Regions from separate parts of the Homo sapiens genome. Here region 1 is linked to region 2. A link is an interaction called in ENCODE POLR2A ChIA-PET data of the cell type or tissue named here. Cell type or tissue: K562. All regions are shown on one strand. Links, peaks and the distances in the headings refer to the core of each region. The heading gives the core; the rest is flanking DNA. Region 1 overlaps UBE2A (ubiquitin conjugating enzyme E2 A). Region 2 has its middle 8.3 kb from the start of SLC25A43.

The links. Peaks named below come from ENCODE experiments on the same cell type or tissue, not always from the same donor. Only the 100,000 strongest peaks of a DNase experiment are listed, where the experiment ranks them.
Region 1: POLR2A ChIA-PET joins it to region 2 with 5 read pairs; 2 of 35 experiments call an interaction of 5 or more read pairs at or near these places.

The regions. Positions count from the first base shown.
Region 1 is chrX:119,578,071-119,589,051 of GRCh38, reverse strand. It overlaps UBE2A (ubiquitin conjugating enzyme E2 A), which reads right to left. Exons shown (of 6, transcript NM_003336.4): 4 at 7,456-7,545; 5 at 6,376-6,464; 6 at 4,629-5,925. The coding sequence ends at 5,797. NKRF (NFKB repressing factor) reads left to right here. Exons shown (of 4, transcript NR_163972.1): 4 at 1-715. Among named protein-coding and RNA genes, the nearest start is that of UBE2A, 9.0 kb to the right of the region's middle. In K562, for the core only: no CTCF peak of the experiment used is centred there; no DNase peak of the experiment used is centred there.
Region 2 is chrX:119,385,536-119,396,516 of GRCh38, reverse strand. No RefSeq gene overlaps it. Among named protein-coding and RNA genes, the nearest start is that of SLC25A43, 8.3 kb to the left of the region's middle. In K562, for the core only: CTCF peaks have their summits at 5,037 and 6,483 (motif pointing left); DNase peaks (open chromatin) are centred at 5,036 and 6,506.

The DNA of each region.
Region 1 (10,981 bases), core at 2,144-7,143, 190 kb before region 2:
AGGGCATAGCACAGCAATCTGCAACAATATGTAAAGTTGATATTGACTACAATAAAAATCCAGTCTTAATTCCAGATTTACTGAAAATGTCAGATCATTTTGTATTAATCTATTTTCATCTTTGTGTGAAGCCAGTTATAGAATGTTTGACAATAAATTGTGCTGTACACGTAAATGTCCTTACCAACTAAATGATGTAAAACTTTCTTAAAGTAATTTTAGTGTTCATTTATTTATAACTTCTACCATGTGATTTCCAGACTATTGGAAGTGATTTACTGTATCTTGTGATATATGGGTTTTAACAAATTCTAGTCTTCACGCTGAGAGAGCACTACTTGAGAGAGCAGTTGAAAGTTTCAAAAACTTTGGTTCAATCTGAAGAAAGGAAGCTTGAACTGTTTGTTCTTGGTGCCTTGCAGAGAGACTCACAGCAACTCTCCATTATAGCTTTCACACGGTTTGGATGTGCAGCACATCCAAGGCAACCACAGCTGTGGTAGAGCTTGGTAAAAGACTGAAGATACATTGGTGCTTTGATGAAAAGGTCAGTTGGCTGGTCCCTCTCTCAAAAAGCTTATTAAGCCTGAAAAGCCAACTTTGTAACATATTTAAAACTGCTATTTTCGCTTATTTCTGGAATGTAAAAAAAAAAAATGTATAAAAAGAATTAGTGTATGCTTCCTGAATAAAAAGGAGCCAAAGTTGATCAGAATGGTGGCGTGCTCATTTCCGGGCAGCAGCCTTGTAGCAACACTGGGTCTTTGGAGAAGGGAAGTGGTGTTTGCACAGAATAGTTCAGCACCCAGAGCACATGTGGATGAATGTCCGGATTTAACAGATAGGAATCAGTCAACTATCACTTTTTTCCTATGGACCAACATGCTGGCTTCAACCAAATCTTTGGCTGCCCCCTTTTATGTGATTTTATTTTTGTATCTCAGATAAATCAAGTATAACCTCATAACAGCACAGGTGAATTTACCATTGCTCACTAGACACCTCTAATGAAATGATGTTCAGGACAATTAGGTGGTTTACAGTGCTTGACAACATTTAGCACCGTGCTTGACATGTAATTGGCCAACAAGAAATCGTAATTTCCTTTCCCGTTTTTTGTTTGTTTGTTTTTGAGATGCAGTTTCGCTCTTCTTGCCCAGGCTGGAGTGCAATGGTGCAGTCTCGACTCACTGCAACCTTCACCTCCTGGGTTCAAACGATTCTCCTGTGTCATCCTCCCAAGTAGCTGGGATTACAGGCACCCGCCACCACGCCCGGCTGATTTTTGTATTTTAGTAGAGACGGGATTTCACCATGTTGGCCAGGCTGGTCTTGAAGTTCTGACCTCAGGTGATCTCCCTACCTTGGCCTCCCAAAGTGCTGGGATTACAGGCTTGAGCCACCGTGCCTGGCCCTGTTTTTTATATTTTACATTAAGCAGCTGCCCACTGTAGTTAAATTAATGCTTAAAAAATATAAAGGGATTAGCCTTTACACCTGGATTTCTGTAACTGGTACTCATCTACGGTAACTAAACAGTGTGATAATTGTTTTCCATTAACCGTCTTCCTACAGTGCATAGCCTTTCTTAATGTCGGTAGGAAGAGAAATGAGGTGTACATTTTATTTTGCCACTTCATATTAACATTGGCAAAAAAAACTAAGCAAAATGTTTATAGATTTTGTAGGATTACAATTTGTTTTTTGAGACAGGGTCCCACTCCGGTTACCCAGTCTGGAGTGCAGTGGCGCAGTCTTGGCTCACTGCAACCTCCACCTTCCGAGTAGCTGGGACTTCAGGTGCGCACCGCCTGGCCTGGCTAATTTTTTGTATTTTTAGTAGAGATGGGATTCTGGTCTCAAGCTCCTGGAGTTACGCAGTCCACCCTTCTCAGCCTCCCAAAGTGCTGGGATTACAGGCATGAGCCACTACACCCGGGCTACAATTTTGTTTTGTTTTTAATTTACAAGGTTCATGCCAACCTTCAGAAGCTATGGTTGAATTTGTGAGTTAGAAAAAAACCTGTTTTCAATTCTCTGAGTAAGAGTGGCTTTGGGATTAAGGGATATGAAAACTTCACTGATTACTCTCTTTACATTTCTTTCTTCCCCCAAATGATTTTGAGGCAGGGAAAGGTAGGGGATTGTTAAATATAATCTGGTTTGTCTAGGTGAGTCCAACAGAACAGAATATTAAGGTAGTTACAGTTAGGAAGGCTCCCAAATAATTGCACCAAGTAGATACAAATTTGGTTACTGGATTTGAGGGGCCAGATTGCCTAACTTCTTAGGATCTGTGATATTGATACAGAATTAGAGCAAAATCACTTAACTTGCTTGAGGATAAAATAATGTTGAGAATGGCGTTGGCATGAATGAGCTGCTGACAAGCTTGCTGTTGTTCCATTTTGTTCCATTTTGTCCCCTTTCAGTTGGTTACTGTATTTTCCCTTTCTTTGAAATGTAGTCATTCTTAACCCAGTAACCTTCCTATACAATCTGTACAGGTACATGAGCAATTTCAAATTTTATTTGGATTAAGTGTTTTTTATACTGAGGAACTAACTGTTCTTTCCATTTTATATCTAGCTTTTAGTATCACAGATCTACTTTTTGGATTTTTTTCCTCCCCTTTGATTGCAAAATGAATGGCAATATCATGCACTTTGTTGGGATTCTTTTTTAGTAGTATACAATGCATTCTCTTTGCTATGAGTAACCCCTGAAGCTGGAGATGGGTCCTAAATAAAGGATTCTAATTGCAGCTTTGGTTCTTCATCATACCTCCTTCCCCACATCAGCACGTGCAGAATTGAAAAGTTCAAACCTGACTGCCATTTGAAAAAGGGACATTGCAAATTTGTTTTCATTAACTTTGTTATCAATACATGTAGCCTGTGGTGTTAAAAATTTTAAAGGGAGAAAGAGGCAATTAGCATGAAATGTTCAAATGAATGGTTTGTGGTGCCTTTGACCATGCATATGTTGTTTTGGGAGGTCAGCTTGTTGGCTCTGTTGTAAGGTTTTAAATGGATTATCCTGTGAAAGAGATTGGGTATAGTGTTTCTCAGGTGTACAGAAGAAAAAAGTTATTAAACCTGACCATTCTGAGTCTCGCCTTACATTGTTTCAGGTATGATTAACAGTGTCAATTTAAAGCACTCAGCCACATAGCAGGATGAAAAAGTTAATGTAAAACTAATCCACCAAATAGAAAAATTTAATGTGGTTCTACTTTGAAGCAGAAATGGACTTGAGGGAAACTATTAAGCAAATTGAAGGACATTGCTCCTAGGTGAAACAATCCAAGTAATGTGGTAATTAGTACAGATTGTACTCCATACTGAGGCTTCAAGTACCATGTCTTAAAAGATGAGTGAGATACATGTGTCATAAGGACTTAACTTCATTTAGCCCCATCCACCCAACCAAACAAGTACCAAGAGGTGGTAGTTTTTACAAAGTCATTGTCCTTGCCTCTTTCAAATGAGATGGGTTGCTCCTCAGAAGAAAGTAGTTTTGTTTAATCAAAGTGATTGAGGATATCTGTACTCCCAAACTTTGCATAGGATTTAAAATACCATCTAGGCCGGGCACGGTGGCTCAGGCTTGTAATCCCAGCACTTTGGGAGGCCGAGGCAGGTGGATCATGAGGTCAGGAGGAGTTTAAGACCAGCCTAGCCAACACAGTGAAACCCCATCTCTACTAAAAATACAAAAATTAGCTGGGCATGGTGGCGAGCGCCTGTAATCCCAGCTACCCAGGAGGCTGAGGCAGGAGAATCGTTTGAACCCAGGAGGCAGAGGTGGCAGTGAGCCAAAATTGCACCACTGCACTCCAGTCTGGGCGACAGAGCTAGACTCCGTCTCAAAAAAAAAAAAAAAAAAAAAAAAAAAGTTTGGTACTGTTTGTTTTTGAGCTAGGGCTTTTAAAGAGGTGGTATGTCAGGATCAACAAGTTAGATCTTGGTCTCTGAGGGTGCTGATAAATACCTAGGTTGGTTTATCCCTGCCCCCCGCACGCCCCCCATAACCTCATTCCCTTGATTGATTATAATGTATACTGAGGTAACTTTATTTAATAATTTTACATTCTGTTAAATTTTTTTTTTTTTTTTGAGAGGAAGAAGTCTCACTCTGTCACCAGGCTGGAGTGCAGTAGCGCGATCTTGGCTCACTGCAACCTCCGCCTCCTTGGTTCAAGCGATTCTCCTACCTCAGCCTCCCAAGCAGCTGGGACTACAGGGGCATGCCACCACGCCTGGCTAATTTCTTTTTGTATTTTTAGCAGAGACAGGGTTTCACTGTGTTAGCCAGGATGGTTGATCTTCTGACCTCGTGATCTGCCCGCCCTGGCCTCCCAAAGTGCTGGGATTACAGGCGTGAACCACTGTGCCCGGCAACATATTCTGTTAATATATTTAAAAAGCATTACCACTTATGACTGGAAAGAAAAAAAAAGTTCTCTCCAGAAGTATCTGTCTTGTCTTTTCCCCTCCCAGAATGAGTATTTTTGCTTTTACCTTAATGTTTGAGGGGGGAAATGAGTACATATGAGATCCCAATAAGAAACCAATACAAAAAGTTTATACTGAGCTAAAAAAAAAAAAAAAAAGATACCTTGACTATGAAATTTTAAGGTTATTTTTATTTACAACTTTTGAAAAATGTACATTTTTTTTTACATGGGTTACTTGTGCAAAGTTAGATTTGGAAGTGATAAATGCATAAAAGGTGACAATAGAACATTAGACAAAACATTTACAAGCCTTGTCCCATACTGCTACTTAAAGGTACTATATATCTAAAAGTATAAATATCCAAAAAAAGATCGCAGACATTGGCTTTAAGGTTCTCAGATGCTGAAAGGGAAGAAATTAAAGCATGCAGCAATAACTCAGGATTTGAGTGGAAAATAGTTTGCCACAGATATGCTATGCTCCCTTCCTTGAATTCATTAAAACTCTAAAATAAAGATGGACAATTGAGTTTATTCACTTAGGGCAGCACTGATCCTTTAAAAAGATTAAAGGAGCTCCAACTTTCCCTAGCTCAAAAACTCACGATTGTTTCCATTCCTCTGCTCCCACACCTCTTTTAAAAAGCAAAAACCCAGAAGACCAATAATTCTGAAACTTGGCATGAGTGTGCCCAGTCAGCAGCTTGCAAAGAGAGGATGTGTCAGTTACTACAATTGCTGTACTCCTTTAGCTGAGTCCTTCAACTTTCTCCTTCTTGCCAGTAAATACTACGTTGTAATTCATATGACTGAGATCTTAGTATCACAGGATTTTTAGCTCCCATGCCTCCTTCAAAATTGTTTACATGGATTTGTTTCTATTCTCTGTAGGCCATATTCCAAACACATTCACTTCTAAATCCAACACAAGTGAAGGACCAGCCAGGATGAAACACTTCAGCAATCATTTTGTTAAAAATAACATCCTGGTCATCAAGCTAAGCATAAGCACCTCTTGTATAACAATTCATCTTAAAAGCTTAAAGTACAATAATAAAAATAACTGCCTGAAAACTGGAAATGAAATACAACAGAAAAACTGAAGCATTAGTAATTTTTGCAAGTAACCCAGGTACAGTACATTTGATTTCATAGAGGGTGTTTTCTGATGTTTAAGGAGAGGGTAGAAGGGGTAGGAAAACTTGGCAAGGAAGATGGAAACAGCACAACAGTTATTTTGCTTTTAATAAAGTAAATGTAATGACAGGAGTAGGGAGGTGACAAACACATCAATATATATTTTTCTTATGGCCAGCTTCTTTAAACTGTACCCGGGGTCAACAATCACGCCAGCTTTGTTCTACTATTGCAGAAACACGCTTTTCATATTCCCGTTTGTTCTCCTGGTACAGCTGAGCAGCCTGGCTGTTTGCTGGACTATTGGGATTGGGTTCATCCAACAGAGACTAAAGAGACAATTTTTAAAATGTCAGTTCCTTAATGCAAAACAACTATTTTATAAGGTAGTGACACTCAATTGAATTGTCCTAAGTACAGCTACATTTCTTGTCTTTAGCATACAAACCCAGAGTTATGTGAATCTGCTAGTAGCTAGGAAAATATATGCGGCTTTTTTTTTTTTTAAGGGAGAAGAGTCTCACTATGTTGCCCAGGCTGGTCTCAAACTCCTGAACTCAAGCAATCCTCCCACCTTGGCCTGCCAAAGTGCTGAGGTTACAGGTGTGAGCGACTGTACCCAGCTGACTTGGGTCTTAATGGTCTACTTTTCATCTATAAAACAAACAAGCTTTGACCAAAAATAAAAAGATCTATTACATTATGACTTTCAAAAACAATTCAATTGCTAATATAAACATATTAAAAGTTATAGTTCGTCACATTAAGGAAAAATTCACCTGTATGGATGTTAGAATGGAAGACACATCATAGGTTGGACTCCAACGGTTCTGAAGTATGTCCAGACATATACTACCATCTGCATAGACTAAGAACAAAGAAGTAGGTACATTAAACGTAACAAGACCACTAAGGTTTTAACATTATAGACAAAACAAAAATAGTCAAGAATACTTTGCTTTTGAAGTTTAAAGATTCCTATGTTGCTTCCCAGTTAACTGCCTAAAAAGATAAGTCATAACCACCACTAGTGAAATAATCAGGATGATCAGAGAATGTCAGATGTGATCAGTATAAAACTGGAAGATATTTAGTGTTCATCCTTTGGAAAAGGCTGCCCTATTATCCAGGAAATCAGAAACATTTTTGAACAGGGTCCCTAGCTATCCACAGACATGTGGGAAATTCATTCCACCAAATTTGTAGGCTGTATCCCCTATCTGAAATAACAAAAGATCACTCAGAGTTCACAAGATTTCATTTTGGCATAAAGATAAACATATCTGATACCCTGAAAAATACTTCATTAACCTAAATAAAAGGCAAGCTGTTCTAGGCTTACTACTATTTTAAAAAGTGCAAAGTGGTTAAGTTAGAATCACCTGTGGTGCTTTTCTGACAATACCGTATGCCTGGCCTTCAACAACAGAATCCTATTCATTAGGTTTGGAGTGGGGCGAAGGCATCTGTGTTTTTAAAATGTTCCACAGTAATTCTGATATGCGTCCAATGAAAACTACTTTTCTAAACGCTAGTGAAAATAATTACAACACAAGACTATCCCAATCTGGCCTAGCATTAAAAGGAAACCTCAAGAGCATCCTTCATTTTGTTTAATAAGTAAATGACAAAGGTCATCAAAATCAGGAGGCTCCCAGACTCCAAGCAAAGGGAAAATACCTCCACTGCTTCAGTTCTAGGACAAGACAGCCACAGACAACCAAGAACAAGTTCAGCTTTCAAGAAGCAGCAAGCTGCCTAAACAAATACTCAGGCACCACAAAATACACAGGAAATGTGGAATACTCCATAATAAACACTATAGTAGTTTAAAACACTGTACTAAAAGTGATACTTGCCATTTGGATGGAACATCTTAGAGACAAATCTAACTGTAGGTGGTTTATTTGGATATTCTTCAGTGAATTCTATTGTAAGTTTAAATGTTCCTGTGGTTAGAAAAGAAAGATTTAAGAAAATGTATTTATCACTTTGTTCAGTAGTACTTTGTTTTTAATGCTATGTGGGTTTTTCCAAGTATTAAATAATGCAAAGATACAGGGTAGAGAGGAAAGGCCAGGTAAGAAATACATCTCTAGGAATTGCTCTAAGAACTACTCAAATGTGATTTTTTGTTTTGCCATTATTTTCCCCCAAACTTGGAGACAGCCATCATAAACACAAAATTACTGCTTACAAGATTTTAGCCACTGTACATTTTGAAAACATCCTTAAGAAACTGGGCCCAAAATTTGGCCTTCTTCCTTTAGAAGACCAAAAGACCTCAAAGGCCTATGTTAGTCAGCTGCCATCTTAAACGCTCCAGTGATTTTTAGACAGACTAGAAAGAATGAAAGCACAATGGTTCAAAAACCAATGCCAGAATACAAATCCATAATCAAGTTATTTTTAAAATAGAAGGGAATAAGTATAAAAGTGTTCATACTGGTTCCTTTTCATGTCATAGTGACCCTATAATGAAAACTTAATTGAATTTAAGCCAGGAAAAACTTCATAGTCCCTCTCAGAAACCCTTAAGTATGGCTCATAAGGTACTTCACTATAAAATCAACTCAATTATTCACACATATGGAGGGAATTAATGGCAGAAATAATTTTAAAATCACATTTGGTTTAGATTGCATTCATGTTTCCAGCAAATTTATTTTTCTAATGTTTATGCTACTATTGAAATGAAATTATTTTTCTTAAATATATGTCAACCTAAGGTAGCAGGAGGCCCTAAAGCATAGTAGGTTATAAACTTACTTACAAGGCATGGACAAACTGGATCTCATTCAAGAATTGTTAAGATGTGATATGAAGAGATTATGTCCTTTAAAATATTATTTTCAATTGTTTGTTGAATAAATTGAAGAACACAATTGAGCAATGTTTTTTCCTGACTGAAATCTGTTCAAGTAAACTTAGAAGAATCAGTTACTATATGGTATAAGGTGATGCATGTTCCACTATATTACTCTGGTCCATTTAACAAATTATTCTAAAACAACAGACCATACTTCAGTGTATTTCTTACTGGTTCCTTCAGAGTTAGCAATTTATTTCCTTTTTGTTCTCATTAAAAGGTTTATCACTGCTTAAGAAAGAGAGAAGACTATAATCATTCTAGGACTAGATCTGTGACAAAACAGTATCAAAAAGTTTGTTTTTAGCAAGCTCATTGGAAACAATTTGCTAACAAAGCTGCCCTTACTATGAACAAGTGTCTCAAAGCTTCAAAATAATATAAAATGCAACATACAGAGACATTATATTCCTCAAATTATTGTTACTCCCTATTTTCTTTTCAAAGCCAGACCTGAAGATACTATGTATTATAACTAAGAAAGTAAAATCTTATGGAATGGACAAACATATGCCCATTAGAAGTATGGAAGTATGTCCATCAGAACATACTTCACCTTTATCACCACCTGGTCATAAATCTTCCTCTTTCTGAGGAAGAAAGCACAGTTCTTCCTTTTCAGTATTTATTGACACTATAATATGCAAGAAAAAGTGGGAATGTGTTAGAGTTCAAAACTTTGAGTTTCCTTATGTATTATGATCTCAAGTGTAAACACATTTGGATCAATGTTGCAATCTGACTAAATTATGGGTAAGAGACACTGCTCTAAAACTGGGCAGATGTAATAGCACATGGAGATCCCAGCTACTTCAAAACCATCACTAAATATGGTATCTAAAGGTAGTAAAGCAAGACATAGGGAAGCCATAAGCAAAAACAGTAAAACACACTGCTAAGAGCATGAGCTCTGCAGTCAGACAGGTCTGGGCCCAAGTCCTTGCTTTGGTACTTACTAGCTGTGAGACTTTGGGGAAGGTGTTCTCCTTGACTAAACCTTAAGTTCCTCATTTGTAAAATGAGATTAATCATAGTACCCACCATATAGCATTGTTGTGAGGTTTAAATGAGAGGAATATGCATAGTTCCACAAAGTTAAGTGCTCCAAAACCATGAGCAACTATTTTTGCTATAATAATTCTAAAGTTTCACATCTCTAGACTCAGCTGAAGGAGGCAAAACCCAAAAATCAGAACTATCAGTAAGAAATATACAATTAAGGCATTCAGATATTAAACAGTACTTTTAGGTCTACATCAAACACTCACAGTTCAAAGCAAGTTGAGTACCTATATTGGTGGCTCACAAGTTCCTTGACTTGAGCTTTCTGCATACACTTGCCCAGAAGTTCAACTAAGTGATTACCTAGCTACCAAAGAAGTTAATCGCAAGTCTTTTAAAACAGTTCACTTAATATCTTGAGAAGTGAAGCAACCTATTTATGTCTACTTGAATATAAATTAAGACAACCCAAATCTTATTCAAGGTACACATTAAAAAGAGGGTAAAAACTTCACACTTTTAGTCACACTAATCAGAACCTGTTTAGTATAACCTTCAATGTAATTTCTAAGCTCTAAAACAAATGTTAAGGGAATTTAAAATCCCAGAATTAGTATTATGCAGTCTTGAGACTACAGCTTACCCTCTGAATATTTAGAAGGCTAGGCTTTAAAATAACTGAAAATTTAAGCCTCACCATTGTTGTACATAATGTATACTAATTTTGTTCATCTTCCCGAGGAGGCTAAGACATCGTAAGGAAAGTATCAATTAATCCATCTATACAGGGAGACCACCAAAATTACATAAACGTGTTAAGTGACTGGTGTATGGCAATAAGGAGTGATATGGTTGAACTAGAGGGGGTATATGTTCTGCCTAAAGACACTCACAAAGTCAAGTTTTGGAAAATACTGTGTTGGCCAAAGAAAACACACCTGCAGGTGTTTTCTGCCATTTGGCCACCAGTTTGTGACCCCTGAGAAGAAAGCAAAATACATATAACTTCAAAATTATTTTTGATGACTGAAAATCGATTTTTCAAGTAATATCCAAAACTCTTCATCATAGGATTTATTTATATTTAAAACACTCTTAGTGGACTTTAGAGATTCATTTTGAAAAAGATTTTATGACTCAGAAACATTTCCAAAAATTAAAAAAAAATAAAAACGATTTATACCCCAATTCTAAAGAACACATCTATTATGAAAAGCAAATACCAGTACCTTACCATGTCTATTAACAATTTTTAGATTATGTGATGAAGATTATATTCCATAACCTTTGTATTTAGCATGTATACCAAGATATTCTGATGAGGAAGCATTTCTCCCCAATGTTTTGGTAGTGTAAGCTCTTGAGAATATATTCCTCTTACTTCGAGTGTGTGAAGTTAAACCAAAATACCCTTAAGTGTTGCTTGTCTTAAGATTTCATCACTCTAACTAGGACCTGGTTGTTCCAGAAACTTCCATAACGAACGGTTTACAACAAAGAAGCAAAAGTAGTTT
Region 2 (10,981 bases), core at 2,089-7,088:
ATTACTTTAGTTTAACTTGCTAGTATTTCTTAGAATATAATTTATCTTGTTATATTTATACTAATGTTGATTGATTCCTGCTCTCCTAATTTTCTTTTATTTTTTACTTTTTGGGAAATTTGTAAATTATAAAGTAGTTTATACCTGTTGTAACAAGACAAATAGTCCAGAAGTGTATTAAAGAAAGTTAAGTTCCCCTGCCCATGCCCTGAGGTAACCACGGTTAAGAGCTTGGTGCGTGTGTGAATGTTTTTCCTCATATTTTTTTTTCATGCTCAGACCAATAAATATTTATATGGGGTTGCTTTCTCCTCCTTTCCGCTCTTCCCTCCTTCTTACCTTCCTTCTTTCCTTCCTTTGAAACAGAAAAGAAATAATTCCTCTGGAAGGATACCCAAAAAACTGATAATCAGGTTATCTTTGGGGAAGGAAACCTGGAGACTTGGGAACAGAGGTGGAAGGGAGATTGAGTTTTGACTGTGTGCCCTTTTATTTTCTTTTATTATTTATTGATTTATTTAGTTAGTTTTGAGACAGAGTCTCGCTCTGTTGCCCAGGCTGGAGTACAGTGGCACGATCTCAGCTCACTGCAACCTCTGCCTCCCAGGTTCAAGCAATTCTCATGCCTCCCCAGTAGCTGGGACTACAAGCAGCCACCACCTCACCAATCTAATTTTTTTTTTTTTTTTTTTTTGAGACGGAGTCTTGCTCTGTCACCCAGGCTGGAGTGCAGTGGCGCAATCTTGGCTCACTGCAAGCTCCGCCTCACAGGTTCATGCCATTGTCCTGCCTCAGCCTTCAGAGTAGCTGGGACTACAGACGCCCGCCACCGCACCTGGCTAATTTTTTTGCATTTTTAGTAAAGACGGGGTTTCACCGTGTTAGCCAGGAGGGTCTCTATCTCCCGACCTCGTGATCCACCTGCCTTGGCCTCCCAAAGTGCTGGGATTACAGGCATGAGCCACCGTGCCCGGCCCTAATTTTTGTATTTTTAGTACAGACGGAATTTCACCATGTTGGCCAGGCTGGTCTCAAACTACTGACCTCAAGTGATCTGCCCCCTTTGGCCTCCCAAGGTGCCAGGATTACAGGCGTGAGCCACCGCACCCAACCCTGTGTGCCTTTTTATACTGTTTACCTTTTTCTCCTGTTTTTTTTTTTTGTTGTTGTTTTGTTTTGTTTTGCCGTGGCCATGTATCATCAATTTAAAAAATTCTCTTCTCCATCAATTTTCTCTGAAGGTGCAGTGTTTTCTGTGACATTGCCTTGCCATTGGTGAGATTTTTTTCCTTTTAATGACACATCTTTATTTCCTTGGCAACTTTTTTTTTTTTTTTTTTTTTTTTTTTTTAGATGGAGTCTCACTCTGTTGTGCAGGCTGGAGTGCAGTGGCGCGATCTCGGTTTACTGCAACCTCTGCCTCCTGAGTTCCAGCGATTCTCCTGCCTCAGCCTCCTGAGTAGCTGGGGTTATAGGCGCCCACCACCACACCCGGCAAATGGCTAATTTTTGTATTTTTAGTAGAGATGGGTTTTCACCATGTTGGCCAGGCTGGTCTTGAACTCCTGACCTCAGGTGATCCACCCGCCTGGGCCTTCCAAAGTGCTGGCATGAGCCGCTGCAGCTGGCCGGCAACTTTTTTTTTTTTTTAATGTTAAACAACTCTTGATGAAGTTCTGAAAGAAACAAACAAGATACAACCTTCCTTCTATTTACATGGTACTTGCGATCCTGGAAAATGCCATGTACAAAAACACTGTGCAAAAAATGTTTTGTCTTTAGCAGTAAAGCAAAGTTAAGTTCTTGACACAGATAATTGTAAACAGGTTTTCCACCTACATGAATGTCTGATGGGATCTTTGAGAGCCATGAAGGATGCAGGACTGTCTTACGCATTGCAGATGTGCAGCTTCCCTGGCCTTTCTCCAGTAAATGCCAGCAGAATACCCCAATCACTGTGGTACTCTTCCCCGCAAATTTCCAAAATGCTTCCTAGGAGGTGGTGCTATTCTTGTTGAGAACCACTGCTCTAGCTGCTTCCTCTGATTGGAATGTTCTTTCCCCAGTTTGCAGAGTTGATTTCTTTTTGTCGTTCAGAGCTCAACTTAAATGTTACCTCCTCGGCCGGTTGCGGTGGCTCATGCCTGTAATCCCAGCACTTTGGGAGGCCGCGGCGGGCGGATCACGAGGTCAGATCGAGACCATCCTGGCTAACACGGTGAAACCCCGCCTCTACTAAAAACACAAAAAATTAGCCGGGCATGGTGGCGGGCGCCTGTAGTCCCAGCAACACGGGAGGCTGAGGCAGGAGAATGGCGTGAACCTGGGAGGCGGAGCTTGCAGTGAGCCGAGATCGTGCCACTGCACTCCAGCCTGGGTGACAGAGCAAGATTCCGTCTCAAAAAAAAAAAAATGTTACCTCCTGTCAGAGGGCTTTGCCTGACTGCCCCATCTACAGGGCCCTCATTCACTCTACCACATTGCCCCATTTCAATTCTCTGTATAGCATTTATCCCTGTCTGCTGTTTTTCTTTCCTGTCATTTTATTGTCTGTTTCCACCTACCAGAATGTAAGATCCATGAGGGAAGGGATCTTGTCTCTTGTTCACAGCAGTGTCCTTGTTACCTGCAATGGTGGCTGGCACATTAGTGCCCAGCAATCATTAGTTAGATGAAAGGAAGGAAGGAGGGAAGGAAGGAAGGAAGGAAGGAAGAGAAGGAAATCTCTTCTTCAGTTGTACAAGTTGCAAAAGATTGGCAGAACATGATGTCTTCATGAAGTGGCTTAAGTTAAATATGATAAATACCAAAATATTAGCTAAATTCACAAGATCAGTAGACTCATCAATTTGCAGCAAATAATATCAACTTCCTCAGAAGTTGGATATTTGCTATTTTAAGTTTCCAGCCACATCTGTAATTTTAAAAAGAACTGTGATATTTGACAAATACACTTGCTTTGTTCCCAGTCATCATTTTCACTATGTCTTTGGCAGCAGTTTTGGTAAGTGTGTGAACAATGAATTCAGTAGGTCTAACCTTTGCAATTCAGTACAACCTTATAAAATGTGGTTTCCATAGCTTTTGCCTTTGGCCTGTTGTGTTTAGCTTTAGGTGATGATGAAATGTCCTTCCATTCTAGGTGGATAAGTCTCACGAGATCTGATGGTTTTAAAAATGGGAGTTTCCCTGTACAAGCTCTCTCTTTGCCTGCTGCCATCTGTGTAAGAAGTGACTTGCTCCTCCTTGCCCTCCGACATGATCATGAGGCCTCCCCAGCCACATGGAATTGTAAGTCCACTAAACCTCTTTCTTTTCTAAGTTGCCCAGTCTCAGGTATGTCTTTATCAGCAGTGTGAAAATGGACCAATACACCAGGTCATGGTAATCCAAATTTCAGTTATTTTTCATGGGAGTTGCATGATACTTTTAGTTTCTTTGCTGCTGTTTTTTTTTTTGTTTGTTTGTTTGTTTTCAGAGACAGGGTCTCGCTGTGTCACCCAGGCGGGAGTGCAGTGGCATGATCATAACTCACTGCAACCTCCAACTCCTGGGTTTAAGTGATACCCCCACCTCAGCCTCTGCAGTAGCTAGGGCTACAGGCATATACCACCACGCCCAGCTAATTTTCAAAATTTTTTTGTAGAGATGAGGTCTCACTATGTTGCCCAGGCTGGTCTTGAACTCCTGGGCTCAAGCAATCCTCCTCCTGCCTTGGCCTCCCAAAATGTTGGGATTACAGGCATGAGCCACTGTGCCTGGCACTGCTGGTATTTTTTTTTTTTTTTTTTTGAGACGGAGTTTTGCTCTTGTTGCCCAGGCTGGAGTGCAGTGGTGTGATCTTGACTCACTGCAACCTCTGCCTCCTGGGTTCAAGTGATTCTCCTGCCTCAGCCTCCTGAGTAGCTGGGATTACAGGCATGCACCACCACACCTGGATAATTTTGTTTTTTTAGTGAGACGGGGTTTCTCCATGTTGGTCAGGCTGGTCTCAAACTTCTGACCTCAGGTGATCTGCCCGCCTCAGCCTCCCAAAGTGCTGGGATTACAGGTGTGAGCCACCGTGCCTGGCCAGTATTTTTTTTTATACCAATAGACGGTCCAAGTGTTGGAGTGATACATCTCTAATAACTATCTGAAGACCTACGATTAAAGTCATAACATTTTTACCACAAATTCCACCACTATACTTTTTGTAATTGATATGCAGCATAATCACATCATATTTTGGTGTAGAGTCCTAGGAATTTGAGCACATGTATAGGCTGGTGTGACCACTACCACAATAAGGATCCAGAGCTGTTCCCAACTTCTCATGTGCTGCCCTTTTGTAGTCAAGGCCTCCCCAACCCCCACCTGGGCAACCACAGATTTGTTCTCTATCTCTATCATGTTGCCTTCTGAGAATGTCATATAAATGGAAGCATATAGCATGTTACCTTTTGAGACTGGCTTCTCCCACTCAGCACAATACCTTTGAGATTTATCCATGTTGTGTTCATCAATAGTTTCTTCCTTTTGATTGCTGGGTAGTATTCCATAGTATGGATGTACCACAATTTGTTTATCCATTGTTTTAGTTTGTGCTGCTACAACAAAATACCTGAGACTGGGTAATTTATTTATTTATTTATTTATTTTTTTGAGACAGAGTCTTGCTCTGTCGCCCAGGCTGGAGTGCAGTGGTGCAATCTCGGCTCACTGCAACCTCCACCTCCCGGGTTCAAGCAGTTCTCCTGCCTCAGCCTCCTGAGTAGCTGAGATTACAGGCACCCACCACCACGCCCAGCTAATTTTTTTGTATTTTTAGTAGAGACAGGGTTTCACCATGTTGGTCAGGCTGGTCTCGAACCCCTGACCTCGTGATCCACCCGCCTCAGCCTCCCAAAGTGCTGGGATTATAGGCGTGAGCCACCGTGCCTGGCCAAGACTGGGTAATTTATAAAGAACAAAAATTGATCGCTTACAGATCCGGAGGCTGGAAAGTCCATAACCAAGGTGCTGGCATCTGGTATGGTGAGTCTTTCTTGCTGCACCACCCCATGGCAAAAGGTGGAATAGCAAACTAATCAAATGCTACATGAAGCCTCTTTTATAAGGGCCTTATTCCCTTTAATGAAGGAGAAGCCCTAATGGCTTAATCACCTGTTAAAGGCACCACCTCTTGATGCCATCACATTGGCAACACCTTTATTTTGGAGGGGACACATTCAAATGATAGCATCCCTTCATCCGTTGATGGTCTGATTCTGGTTTTTGGCTATTATGAATAATGCTGCTGTGAACATTCATGTACAGATGTTTGTATGAAAATGCTTCCTTTTATTTACTACCTAAAAGGTAGCATTCTATAGACATATCTTTGGCACTTTGCTTTTTCACTGTAACTTTATTTTAGAAGTCACTCCACTTCAGTTTGTAGAGAGTTTTCTCACTTTTTTTTTTACAGCCACATAGTATTCTATTGTATGGATGTACCATAGCTTATTCAACTATAAACCTATGTATGGACATTTATATTATTTCCAATATTTTGCAATTTTAAGCAATGTTGTGATGAATGACCTTGTGCATATGTATCTTTGGATCATTAGGGGTTTATCTTCATCTACTGTGACATTTAAAAATCCTATTTATAGGCTGGGCATGGTGACTCAGCCTATGATCCCAGCACTTTGGGAGGCCAAAGCAGGAGGATCACTTGAGGCCAGGAATTTGAGACCAGCCTGGGCCACATAGTGAGATGTCGTCTTTACAAAAAATTTTAAAAATTAGCTGAGTGTGGTGGTGTGCACCTGTAGTCCTAGCTATTGTGGAGGCTGAGGTGGGAGACTCCCTTGATCCCAGGAGTTCAAGGCCCTAGTGAGCTATGCTCTCCAACCTGAGTGACACAGCAAGACCTCATCTCTGAAAAATAAAAATAAAATAAAATCCCATTTGTAATCACTGACCCACGGTGAGTTTAACAGAAAACAAAACAGAAAGAATGAAGCACAGGCCCAACTTCTAATAAAAACAATACACACTTTTACCTATTTCCTGTTCTAAAGAGTTGTCAACTTTTATAAACCATGTGCTGGTGTACCAATGAAAAAAATTAATTGAAGTTTATGAACCTTCAAGATACAAGGCCCCATCTTGCTGCTCTGGGTTGTGAAGTATGTCCCAAAATGGCAGTAGTTATTTGCAATGGGCAGATCAAGGAAACATGAGGTGTGCACGCTGGGTTATTGGCCACGTGAATGTTGAAATCACTGAGAATGACAGGGGAAGCTGGGACAAAGAGGACAGAGAGACTGTGAGTACAGAACTAAATTCTTCACAAATGAGGGTAGTGACTGGGAAGGTATAGAAGACTGCTACCAGGAATGGGAGAGGATGATACAAGCGGATAGCATGAGCCAAGGAAGAACCAAAGATTTCTCAGGAGGGAGGAGGAACAAAGATCAGAAAGTGGTCTTGGGGAGCGACGAGAGCTCGAGCTCCACCTCCTGGCACTCCCTGAGGCATTTAGCTGTGGGGGGGATGAGAAAATAAACAGCTCGCACTTGAAAGGGGTCAGCAGACAGCCAAGGTTTCAATTACAGCAGGGATGGGGGAAGAATATCTTGAGAGATTTGAGGCTTTGGGATTTAACCCATCATAGACTTGGAGTGCTAAGCTTAACTTAAATCTCTCTCAACCTAACCTGCTGATAAGGTCCAGCAGTTGGAGTGTAAAGTGTTCTTTTACTTCTAGGTCAGTTGGTATTTGGCAGCATCAATGAAAGGGGGTGCAGTGAGCCAGTAGCCTTTTGCTATTGGGGCATTGGTGTTATCAGTAGAAGGTCTTGACTGCAAGCTGTCCAGATTCTTGAAGTTTTGAACAAATAATTGGACAAAATGCACAGCAAAGCAAGGAAAGAATGAAGCAATGAAAGAATGAAAGCAGGGATTTATTGAAAATGAAAGTGCACTCCACTGTGTGGGAGCGGCAGAGCAGCGGCTCAAGATCCCCGGATACAGAATCTTCTTGGGTCCAAATAACCCCTAGAGAGTTCCCATTGGCCACTTGATGTTCACCCCATGTAAATGAAGTGGTGGCCCACAATCAGAGGCGAAGTGAAGTTACAAAGGTCACACTCCTATGCAAACATCTGACTGGTGCAAGCAATCAGAGGCTAAAGTGAAGTTACAAAGTTACACTCCTTTGCAAAGTTACACTCTTTTGCTTTTTGCAACCAATGAGAGGTACTTTCAATTACCCATCTGCCATCCAGAAAAGGTGGGGGTTTGGAAAGGGAGTAGTCTCTGGTCCTTTGGTTACTTAGGCGTGGAAAGTTAGGGTTTTCCTTTCAATTTAGTTCTAGGAAGTCAGCATGAAATGGCCTTAGGGTCCTTAACTCCAGTCCCTATTCTCCTGCCTCACTGGGAGTGGTTTTCAGTGTCTCTGCTGGGTGTTCTCCAAGGTTGGCCTGAGGGCCTGGTTGGAGGGTCACAAGGTGGAGCTCCTCCTGCCAGTGTGGCATGCATGGCTGTAGTGTTTAATGTCTGTCCCCAAACAAGAGACTAGCCATATCTACCACAATATTGCCGTCCTGATGTTTTTGCCTATAATTTGCATCAGATTTTGTTGCATTTAAAAGATATCAAAGGAAAACACTGACTGACTACTTAGCTAGACTTCTCCAGACAGCAGTACCTTGGTGAGGGTCCCTGCTGTTGATTTCTTAGCTCTGCAGATCCAGAAATTCAGCTTTATCAGGATACCCTGCAGCCAGCAGGCTCAGAAGGCTGACTCTTGATAACTACCGCCACTCCTTCTTGGTCTCCTTTGTTGGTTCTTCCTCATCTCCATGACCTCTAAAATATTCGAGTGCTCTAGGCTAACTCCTTGAGCTTTTTCTCCATTTAAACCGATTTCCATGCTGATCTCATTTAGTCTCATGGGTTTAAATGTCATCTATGTCCCGATGACTCCCAAATATATACTGTAGTATTCCCTCATCTGAAGTTTCATGTTCCTCAGTTTCAGTTACCTGTGGTCAACTACAGTTTGCAAATATTAAATGGAATATTCCAGACATAAACAATTCATAAGTTTTAAATTATGCACCATTCTGAGTAGTGTGATGAAATCTTGCTTTGTCCTACCTGGGATGTGAATCATCCCTCTGTCCATTGTACCCAAGTTGTCCATGATACCTGCCTGTTGGTCTCTTAGTAGCTCTCTCGGTTATCAGGTGAAAAAAAAACAGTATATATATTGGGTTCAATACTATCCATGTTTTAAGGCGTCCACCAGGGATCTTGGGACAGATCTCCTACAGATAAGAGAGGACTACTGTATCTCTAGTTTGGACTTCTCCCCTGAACTCTGGACTCCCATTGAGAGGTGACAGCCTGCTGGCAGTCCTCAGAGCCCTCGCTTGCTCTCGGCACCTCCTCTGCCTGGGCTCCCACTTTGGCGGCACTTGAGGAGCCCTTCAGCCCACCACTGCACTGTGGGAGCCCCTTTCTGGGCTGGCCAAGGCTGGAGCCCACTCCCTCAGCTTGCAGAGAGGTGTGGAGGGAGAGGCGCGAGCGGGAACCGGGGCTGCCTGCGGCACTTGCGGGCCAGCTGGAGTTCCAGGTGGGCGTGGGCTTGGCTGGCCCCGCACTGGGAGCAGCCGGCCAGCCCTGCTGGTCCCGGGCAATGAGAGACTTAGCACCCGGGCCAGTGGCTGCGGAGGGTGTACTGGGTCCCCCAGCAGTGCCAGCCCACTGGCACTGTGCTCGATTTCTCACCGAGCCTTAGCTGCCTTCCTGCGGGGCAGGGCTCGGGACCTGCAACCCGCCATGCCTGAGCCTCCCACCCACTCCATGGGCTCCTGTGCCGCCTGAGCCTCCCCGACGAGCACCACCCCCTGCTCCATGGCGCCCAGTCCCATCGATCACCCAAGGACCGAGGAATGCGAGCGCACGGCGCGGGACTGGCAGGCAGCTCCACCTGCAGGCCCAGTGCGGGATCCACTAGGTGAACCCAGCTGGGCTCCTGAGTCTGGTGGGGACGTGGAGAGTCTTTATGTCTAGCTCAGGGATTGTAAATACACCAATCGGCACTCTGTATCTAGCTCAAGGTTTGTAAACACTCCAATCAGCACCCTGTGTCTAGCTCAGGGTTTGTGAATGCACCAATGGACACTCTGTATCTAGCTACTCTGGTGGGGCCTTGGAAAACCTTTATGTCTAGCTCAGGGATTGTAAATACACCAATCGGCACTCTATATCTAGCTCAAGGTTTGTAAACACACCAATCAGCACCCTGTGTTTAGCTCAAGGTTTATGAGTGCACCAATGGACACTCTGTATCTAGCTGCTCTGGTGGGGCCTTGGAGAACCTTTATGTCTAGCTCAGGGATTGTAAATACACCAATCAGCACTCTGTATCTAGCTCAAGGTTTGTAAACACACCAATCAGCACCCTGTGTTTAGCTCAAGGTTTGTGAATGCACCAATTGACACTCTGTATCTAGCTGCTCTGGTGGGGCCTTGGAGAACCTGTGTGTCGAAACTCTGTGTCTAACTAATCTGATGGGGACGTGGAGAACCTTTGTATCTAGCTCAGGGATTGTGAATGCACCAATCAGTGCCCTGTCAAAACAGGCCACTCGGCTCTACCAATCAGCAGGATGTGGGTGGGGCCAGATAAAAGAATAAAAGCAGGCTGCTGGAGCCAGCAGTGGCAAGCCACGTGGGTCCCTTTCCATAGTGTGGAAGCTTTGTTCTTTTCCTCTTTGCAGTAAATCTTGCTATTGCTACTGCTCACTCTTTTGGTCCACACTGCTTTTATGAGCTGTAAGACTCACTGGGAAGATCTACAGCTTCACTCCTGAAGCCAGCGAGACCACAAGCCCACCGGAGGAACGAACAACTCCAGACGTGCTTCTTTAAGAGCTGTAACACTCACCGCGAAGGTCTGCAGCTTCACTTCTGAGCCAGCAAGACCACGAACCCACCAGAATGAAGAAACTCTGAACACATCCGAACATCAGAAGGAACAAACTCCAGACGCGCCACCTTAAGAGCTGTAGCACTCACCGCGAGGGTCCGCGGCTTCAATCTTGAAGTCAGTGAGACCCAAGAACCCACCAATTCCGGACACACCATGTTCAGAGGCCCCTTTAGTAGCTCCACTTAGATATTTCATATGCATCTCAATCATAAAGTGTCTCAAGTGAGACCCCTGATCTACCCCACCAAATCTGTCCCTCCCTTGCCTTCCCCATCGTGGCAAATGGAAACTTTTTTTTTTTTTTTTGAGACATAGTCTTACTCTGTCACCCAGGCTGGAGTGCAGTGTTGTGATCCTGGCTCACTGCAAACTCTGCTCCCGGGCTCAAGCAATTCTTGTGCCTCAGCCTCCCTAGTAGCTGGGACTGCAGGTGCACAGCACCACACCTGACTAATTTTTGTATTAGTAGAGACAGGGTTTCACCATGTTGGCCAGGCTGGTCTCGAACTCCTGATCTCGTGATCCTTCCACTTCGGCCCAAAGTGCTGGGATTACAGGCGTGAGCCACCACATACGGCCAATTGATCCTTTTAGCATGAAAGTCAGATGGTGTCACTTCACTGTTTGGAACCCTCCAATGACTCTACATCTCAAAAATCCAAAATCCTAATACTGCTCTGCAAGGCCCTACACAATCTTTCCCTCATCCCCCCACTGCCCCCACATTATCTCTCTGACTCCTCGCCACTACTCTCTCCTGTGTTCACTCTACTTCAGTCACACTGGCCTTTCTGCTGATCCATAAACAAACCAGGCACTCCCCACCTCAGGCCTCTGCGCTTGGTGTCTCTTCTGCCTGGAATGCTTTTCCATAGCCATCTGAATGGTTGCTTCTTCACCTCCTTCAGAGATTTGCTCAAATGTCTTCTTCCCAGTGAGGCCTGAATACTCTGTTTAAAATTGTAACCCCCACCTTGGTACATTCTGTCCCCCTTCCCTGCTTTCTTGT